Regions from separate parts of the Homo sapiens genome. Here region 1 is linked to region 2. A link is a loop called in an ENCODE intact Hi-C map of the cell type or tissue named here. Cell type or tissue: heart left ventricle. All regions are shown on one strand. Each heading gives the region's core, and the rest is flanking DNA. Links, peaks and the distances in the headings are about the cores only.

Evidence for each region. A loop is a pair of places that touch in the nucleus more often than their neighbours do. Peaks named below come from ENCODE experiments on the same cell type or tissue, not always from the same donor. Only the 100,000 strongest peaks of a DNase experiment are listed, where the experiment ranks them.
Region 1: a loop joins it to region 2, with 6 times the contacts of the local background. A loop is called at or near these places in 1 of 110 quality-filtered maps.

What each region holds. Positions count from the first base shown.
Region 1 is chr11:23,728,321-23,732,722 of GRCh38, reverse strand. It overlaps LINC02726 (long intergenic non-protein coding RNA 2726), which reads right to left and starts at 3,736. Exons shown (of 3, transcript XR_931129.2): 1 at 1,837-3,736; 2 at 1,065-1,123. In heart left ventricle, for the core only: no CTCF peak of the experiment used is centred there; a DNase peak (open chromatin) is centred at 2,006.
Region 2 is chr11:24,553,109-24,557,510 of GRCh38, reverse strand. All of the region lies in intron 1 of LUZP2 (leucine zipper protein 2), which reads right to left. Among named protein-coding and RNA genes, the nearest start is that of LUZP2, 58 kb to the right of the region's middle. In heart left ventricle, for the core only: no CTCF peak of the experiment used is centred there; no DNase peak of the experiment used is centred there.

The DNA of each region.
Region 1 (4,402 bases), core at 242-4,241, 820 kb after region 2:
AGCAAAGATTGCTGCCTGCTCCTTCCTCTGGAAGCTTCATTCCAGAGGGGCACCCGCCAGATGCCAGTCGGAGCTTTCCTGTATGAGGTGTCTGTCGACCCCTGCTGGGAGGTGTCTTCCAGTCAGGAGGCACGGGGGTCAGGGTCCCAATTGAGGAGACAGCCTGTCCCTTAGTAGAGCTCAAGCACAGTGCTGGGAGATCCACTGCTCTCTTCAGAGTCAGCAGGCAGGAATGTTTAAGTCTGCTGAAGCTGCACACACAAGTGCCCCTTCCCCCAGGTGCTCTGTCCCATGAGATGGGAGTTTTACCTATAAGCCCCTGACTGGGGCTGCTGCCTTTTCTTTCAGAGATGCCCTGCCCAGAGAGGAGGAATCTAGCGAGGCAGTCTGGCTACAGCAGCTTTGGGTCGCTGTGGTGGGCTCTGCCCAGCCAGAACTTCCCTTCAGCTTTGTTTATACTGTGAGAGGAAAACTGCTTACTCAAGCCTCAGTAATGGCAGACGCCCCTCCCTACTATCAAGCTCGGGCATCCCGGGTGGACTTCAGACTGCTGTGCTGGCAGCAAGAATTTCAAGCAAGAGGATGTTAGCTTGCTGGGCTCCGTGGGGGTGGGATCTGCTGAGCAAGACCACTTGGCTCCCTGGCTTCCACCCCCTTTCCAGGGGAGTGAATGGTTCTGTCTCGCTGATGTTCCAGGCACCACTGTGGTACAAAAAGAAAAAAAAAATCCTGCAGCTAGCTTGATGTCTGCCCAAACAGCTGCCCAGTTTTGTGCTTGAAACCCAGGGTCTTTGTGGTATAGGCACCCAAGGGTATCTCCTGGTCTGTGGGTGGCGAAGACCATGGGAAAAGCCTAGTATCTGGGCTGGATAGCATGGTCCTTCACGGCACGGTCCCTCATGGCAGGGTCCCTTATGGCTTCCTTTGGGTAGGGGAGGGAGTTCCCCAACCCCTTGTGCTTCCCCACCCTGCTTCTGCTCGCCTTCTGTGGGCTGTACCCACTGTTTAACCAGTCCCAATGAGATGAACCAGGTACCTCAGTTGGAAATATAGAAATCACCTACCTGCCTTCTGCGTTGGTCTTGCTGGGTGCTGCAGACCGGAGCCGTTCCTATTTGGCCATCTGCCCGGGAAAAAACGTATTTTTTTTATATATAAATAATACCTTAAAAAGTCCCATCTGGAGTCATTAAGAGAGTATCAGTACTCTGGAAGAGTTTCTAACTGTAAATTGTCTCTGTCGCTCCTTTTTTAGTTTGGCTTATAGGAAACATAAAAACTTATGCATTCTCTCACCATTTAGCCTCTTCCAGACATTGAAACAGGTCATTTCAGAGGTCCGGAGACATTAAAAACAAACAAACAACAAGGTTACACATATCCCAGAACCTATCTGTCATCTCTGGCTCCTTATACCCTAAAATCAAACACCGGTATTGGGAGGGCTCTGTGACTGAGACAGCTCCAGTCTAAGGGCAATGCTTGGTGACTATTTCCTTCTTGATATTTTGATTGTATTTCAGTTCTTTGTTCTCTGTTATCTGCGGAGTTCATGTTCAATACAATTAGCGCTGGAGAAAAACGTGTTGCTTTTGGTAGGAAAACAAAACAAAACAAAACAAAAAACCTTTGTCCCTGCACACAGGAAGCAGTCCTGAGATTTCCTCCAAAAGGCCTTTGCTGCTGTAGTGTGTTAGAGTCCTAATCATAGAAACTCTAACCGAGGAAGGAAATTCAGAGTTCACTGAGTGCCTTTGACCCCTGGTGGTTCGCAGTAGGACCCACCTTACCCGGACACCGCCCCTGGGCTCAGGTCACTCAGGATCCTGGACTCACCTGGTGCTGAGGACCAGCGCGGGCAGGAGAGGCAGCAGGTAGGGCACTGGGCTGAATTTCATGCTGCTGCCCGCCGGGCCCTCGTTTCCTCGCTGCCTCTCTCCAGCTTCCTCTGGGTTCTGTCACTTCTCGGTGTCTACCTGTCTCCGGCTAGCGCTCAGACCTCTCCGAAGGTGGACAGACTGAGGCCGACTAAGGGACTGAAGCCTCGCCAAGAAAGGAGCTGGGCACAGGGAATCAGCTCCGGGAGTGGTGTGTTGGCGGCCAGGGAAGGCCCTGCGGGGCTTGTTCCGCGCCGCAGCTCCAGAGCCAGAGACCGGGTTGTCACTCGCGCTGGAGGCGGGGAGGGCGGGGGTGTCCGGCGATCGCCCCGCCCCCGCGCGCTGAGGTCACAGGGCTACACATTCACTTCAGCTTGATCCTTTAGTCCCGCTTCTCCCGAGGATTCGGAGGGGCGGGACGGCCAGCACAGGAACTCGTTTACTTTGGCAGGAAGTGAGACTGAATTCACCAGGAAAAACTCTCGAATGTTTTGAGTCGCAGGCAGATGTCCTGTCGCAGGCGGATGTCTGTCACCTGATTACATAGCGTTTGAAAAAAAAAAAAAGTTTTAGAAATGGCATTTGAAATCTTAATTTGATTAAAGAGTCAAGGTGATCCGCCTGAGGCAGACACTAAAGGGAGTGATGAAAGACGATAGCAGGAGTGAACAGCACCCAGAAATGTACTCTTGCACTTTTGAGGCTATAATGGCACTTGCCAACTCCATAACGCGGGTCCCTTTCCTCAAGTGAGACTCAGCACGTGAAAAGAATTGAATGAAAATGCATCAGTAATTGACTCAGAATGGCCGGGATTGGATGATAGGAGTTATTATGTTTTGTATATTTTCTATTTAGATTTCCTATAAGAATGAGGCATTTGGTGGTCTTTATTTTGAAAAATAAAATTTGAAAAATAAATCTCATTAAAAAATTCAAATTGTTATTTTTGAAGCAAATATACCTAATCTCCTTTTTGAAGCTTTATTATAAAAAGAAGCAGTTTTTGTTCTGGTGTGGTGGCTTATGATAACCCAAGATATACCAGAACAAACTATTTTTTTTTCAGATTTGTTCACATAAAGTCTGTCCATAGTGTGCCATTGCATTGGATACTCATAAATCACTCCGAAATTATTGGGCCTGTTGTTCATTTCCTGAAAGTAGAAAAATACCATCTAATTTAGAAGGTCAACAAGCACATCTTGAAAAATGATCTGAAGTGATACTTTGAAATTTTTTGTAATTTTAGCGGATTGAAGAATTATACCCTCGACTCTGGTACAGCTTTGTCTCTTAGCAGAAGTCTTCTTTTCTTGGGGCATTATAAGGCCATAACCTTTCATCATCCATGACAGTCTCACTGTCTTATCATGGGGATATGCAAATCCATAATTGACTTTATGGCTTCAAAGAGTTAGTACAAAAGCTTTAAAGATCCAACTGTTAAGCAGATACTTAGCACTACAGCATTTGTACTTTACTTAATCAAACATTGCTGAGCAACAGCTCTTTGCAAAACTTAAACCCTATCCTGGATGAATGACATCAGGAGAATCCATGCAATCACGCTAAGAGTCCAGGCTAATAGGATTGGGAATCACAGAGGCTAATTGCATCAAGAAGACTTTCCTTGTAAATAACTTACCCTGTGGAATGTTATTTTTTCTTGGGTAAACTCTGAATATGTATAATGAGTTTGACCTTAGTTTTTATACACCTATTCTCTTTACCTCTTCTCTTACAATGAACTCTATTCATTCTCCTAATAAACACTTATTAAAAACCTAAGTACCATGGGTTTTAAACAGAAGTTCCACTTTACTTGGAATTTAACTCACTGTGGTACTTGCTAAATTCTACTGGATTGGAGATTCTCCAGATGATTTTTTTCTCATTAATTTTCAAGGACTGATTATGTTCTTTCACCAGGAGCACTAACTTCTATATTCTTTTTATATTTAAGATCTTTTTAATGACTACATAAAGAAGAGAAAGAAACTCATTAAAGTTTTCTAACTTTTCCAAAGTCATAAAGCAAAAAGACAATAGAGTCTGACTTTAAGGCAGATCAACCCAATTTTTCTTTACATTTTTTTTCTTTAAAAATTTAAGAATGTTGAGTGTGTGTGTGTGTGTGTGTGTGTGTGTGTGTGTGTATGTGTGGTTTAGCCTGAGGTCAATAGTGTATTAATACACATTATTCCACAATACACAATTAATATATAATAATTCACTATAGTATATCCTCAATAGCAGTAAATTGTCCCTTTCTGCTAAGACTACAAACTTCAAAAATTATCTAGATAGACAGAAAGATAGATACAAATATAAAATATTTAGACAAAATATACAAATAAAAACATCTAAACAGATTAGAGACCTAAATTCATTACTCATTTTTCCAAAGTTCTTAATTATATCAATGTATATCAACTGTTATATGCCAAGTGTTAGAGCTATAATACCTGCTACTAACAATCAAGCTACACACTAAATGTGATATCTAAGCTTATGCTGTTCTG
Region 2 (4,402 bases), core at 213-4,212:
TCATTTATGCCTTCTATTTGCTTCTATTTGACTGAAATTCATAAGATATGTCTATTCAGTCAAATTCTAAGTGTAATCATAACCAAGAAACTGCTGTACATATGGCAATAATTTTACTCAAAACCATAATCATCCTGCTCCTATGTCACTGGTCTTAAATAGGATATATTTACATTCTATTAATTCACATTTTGGCAAGATGCTGACATCTCTATTACATATTAACTCTTCTACTCATTGATTCAATAATGTATATTATTATTTATTTTTAGCAACGATAATGCTGAATTCTGGAGGCAAGAGAGATAGGACTCAGGTTGTCACAGCACCTGCAGTGTGAAGGCAAATAAAGACAAGTCATCAGCTATAACACAATGGAGTCAATGTGCTATTGTGGAAATTCAGGATAGTATGGAAATACCCGGAAGCTTCATTAGATAGGACATGAGAGAAGGCTTTCTGAGAGAAGTGGTAGCTAGAATAAGACATGGAAAGAGAGGAAATTAATTAATAATGGTAGAGTGCATGGCCTGGATGAAATACTGAACATTGCAGGGTGACAGATTAACCAATCGAAAAGCCCAGAGGCCAAAATGATCGTGGAAGATTTAGGGAAGTGAAATTAGTACCATATGGCCAAAGAGCCTATGTGTGTGTCATGTATGCTTGAGTGTTTCTGGGTAAGTTAGTGTTGAGGGTGCAAGACAGAAAGAGGCAAAAAATAGGGTTGGAGAAAAACCCTTCTGGGCTTTGGAAAATATGTATAGGACAGAGATCATCATGGCCTAAATATTATTGAAGAAATCTGATAATTGCCACTATGCTATTAGTTTTCCAGGCAAATAAATGAGCTGTAGTCTACTCAAGGAAGAACATTTGATGAGAATATTATATACTCTTCTACCTTTCTGGAAGGACCTCTCATGCTCTGCCTTACTCTACATATTCCTTGATTTCTTTTCACCACATATACCACACCCTTCATGAAGTCTTTCTTTTCATCATTAAGTAAATACAGTTTCTCCTTTTTCTAAATCTCTATAATGTTATTTTTCTTTGATATAATATGTCAGAATCTTCCTTGACATACAGATATTTGTAAATCTAGATTCTCTCACTGGACCAGATCTTTGAGGGAAACTATTAGACAATAATTTTAGCATCCTTTATGACACAGTTTTACTAAGTTGTTAAATAGAAGAGTATTATATGCCACAATGGAAAATTGAGAAAGTGAATGGCATAGTTCTTCACAAAACTTTCAACGTAATAAAAACATATATACAATGAAGCATTATTTCCCCAATTTTCAATCCTGTGTGAGATGGCAGGGGTGGAAGTATATCCACAAAACTTTTAGTATTTAGGTGATGCCACTGAAACTAGAATTCAGGTGTTTTTCAGTTGAAAAAGCATCATCAGTCACTCATATAGAGACTAAAAAACATTATACAAACTGGTAGGTGAATCACCCATAAAAGCAGGATCAAAAGGGGGTAATGGAAGCTAATTTCAGATAGCTTTCTTTTTTTTGAGACAGGCTCTTGCTCTGTTGCCCACACTGGAGTGCAGTGGCACGATCATGGCTCACTAAAGCCTTGACCTCCTGTGCTCAAGCAGTCCTCCCAGTTAGCCTCCTGAGTAGCTGGGACTACAGGCGCACACCATTATGCCCAGCTAATTTTTTTATTCTTTATTTGTAGAGAAAGGGTCTCACTATGTTGCCCAAGCTGGTCTTGAACTACTGTACTCAAGCGATCCTCCCACCTGGCCTCCCAACATGCTGGGATTACAGGCATAAGCCACCATGGCCAGCCTTGGATAACATTTATTTCTTAGAACAATGATTGAAGCCAGTTATTTGAATGAATATCTTTGGACTCAGTACATTTATTTCATGCAATGTCTCTGAGTTTGATCCTTCTGTGTAATTAGGTGCTAAGAACTAAACTAGTCCATGACAGTTAGTGGAGGTACCAGAGAGAGGTTGAGTCCAGTTCTGTAAAACTTCTGCTTATTACTTCATCTGCAATGTGAACACAGCGTATTTGTATAATAAAGATGGCTGATAGGTGTTGCAGAAATTTGCTAGAGATTTTTCCTTCATGCAGTTGTAAGTTTGTTATAAAAGCACAGAAACAACAAGCATATTTATTGAGGATTTACTCCATGATAACCCTTTAAGTGTTTTATGTCATCATTTTTTCATACAAAAGCTCTGAGTTATGTATCTTTACTATTCCACTTCTGCAGATGAGGAAAATCCACTTCTACATACTATCTTCTAATACTTATGGCTTTCTTCCATATCGCTTCTAAATCTCCCATATTCTAGGCTAAACATGCCCAGCTTTTTCATCAAATATTTCTCGAAATAAGCTGTTTAAAATTGCCTCGTGGTCTTGACTGGGCTCGGTTTTGGGTTATCAGCCTTACAAACAAGCAATCAGATCTACACAGTGCATCAATGATAGTTTGGCCAGGCAAGTAGGAGCTTTATTTCCTTTGACATGAATGCAGTACTTCATGCCTTCATGCCTCAAGACACCATAGTAGCTTTTTGGGAAACCAAATTGTATTGATATCTTACTGCATTTATGACTAAGATTATAAGGATGGTTCCCCTAATCTTCCACTTGCAAAGTTGCATCTTCCCAATTTTCTAACTGGGCTACTGTTTACACCATCATTACCGGACTTGAATGAAATAAACTTTAGGGATAACTTTAGAATTGACCCATTTTCAATATAGTCTGTTGTATACTTTCTAGATTTTTAATCTGGTAGTCCTTACCAAAAAAAAAAAAAATTAAATAACCAAGGATAAGTCTCCTGCCTTATACCACACAAACACATACGTTTTAGTGGGGTTTCATATAATTAATCAATAATGATCATTCACTCATGAAACATTTTAACAAAAATGCTGAGAATTTTCTCAGTAGATAGAAAGGACATCTAGAGATTACGCATTATTTTCAAAGGATTTTACAACAAGCTGCATTGAAAGTGGCAAAAAATTAACTTTCTTATAATTATGTTATAAAATCTAAATTGAAGTTTTAAAATTATTTGTGCAACTCATAGTATATTTCAGAAAATCATGTTAAATATTAGCATGTATAAATATGAAAACTAATATTTTATTACTTTCATGCCAAATACATTTAATAAAATTACATATTTTATTCTGAATATATAAGACAATAGTCTCTTTAGTTCATCAATGTGCCCTACAGGTTTAAAATCATATCATACATGTATTCTTAGAACAATGAGGGAAGAAAGCAGCTCCTTAGAAAATCGGAATGTGTCTACCTAGAAGATTTCAGTTTTCTGAAGTTGCAATTTTCAAATTATGCTTTTCACATCTTCTCTCTTAGCACCGTAGACGGGATATGGGAGCTAAAACTCAGCCATCAGCTTTTCAGCTTCACATTTATAAAGAAAAGCAAATATCAAACTCCCAGTCTTCAGCGCAGCAGAGAGAAAATGTGCCAGGAGGAAAGTCCGTTTCCCAGCCCTCACGTAGGCTGCACAAAGGCATTCTTTCGCGGAACTTTAGAGAGAAATACTTTCAAAGTCTTTTTAGCCCCAAGAGAGCTCAAGGAAACTCATGAAAATGGCAGTTTTAGCCATCTTTTCTCACAAATAGTGAAGTTGCCACTAAGAAGATTTTCCTGCCCATGTAAAGCATGTATGAAAATAAAATTTTAATTACAAAAATATAAAGGAGAAACACCTGCCAAAGATGATGTGGGCACAGATACGTACCATAGCTTGGCTCAAGAGTGAGCTTTTTCTCCTCTATCTCTAGTCTATAACAAAACTCACTCTAAGGGAAAATTGAACCCCTAAGAAGGAAGAGAGAACGGTCCTATTTTAAACATCAGCTTATCATTTGAGAAGTGGCTTTATATGGATTCTTGCTCATAGGTCCTGTGGCTATGATTTATCTAATTTGCCAATGTGTATTATATATATACCCTTCTATTCTAGATATAAATTTCTAATTGATTTTAAACATTCAAAATACCTTTTTCCATTCTATCAGCTGTCAAATACTCATAATTGCTTTAGCCTTTTTTTCAGCTTTTCTTAAAGAAATACTTTACGCCCTTACATTACAAAATATTCCTCTACATTTACTTTTTACCCTTAGTTTTTAATCCATGTAGGTTCTAAATTATTACACTGTATTAGAAAGGAATTCGGTGTTATTTGTCTTCATATAAGCTACTTTCTCTAACAAACTTATAAATAATATCACTTTCACATTGTTTTTGGCCCCTTCCTTCTTGTGTTTTGAATTATTCAACACGCACAGAAATGTGTGTGTATATATACACATATATACATATAATTATATATACAGATATACTGTCTAAATTCTCTGTTATTT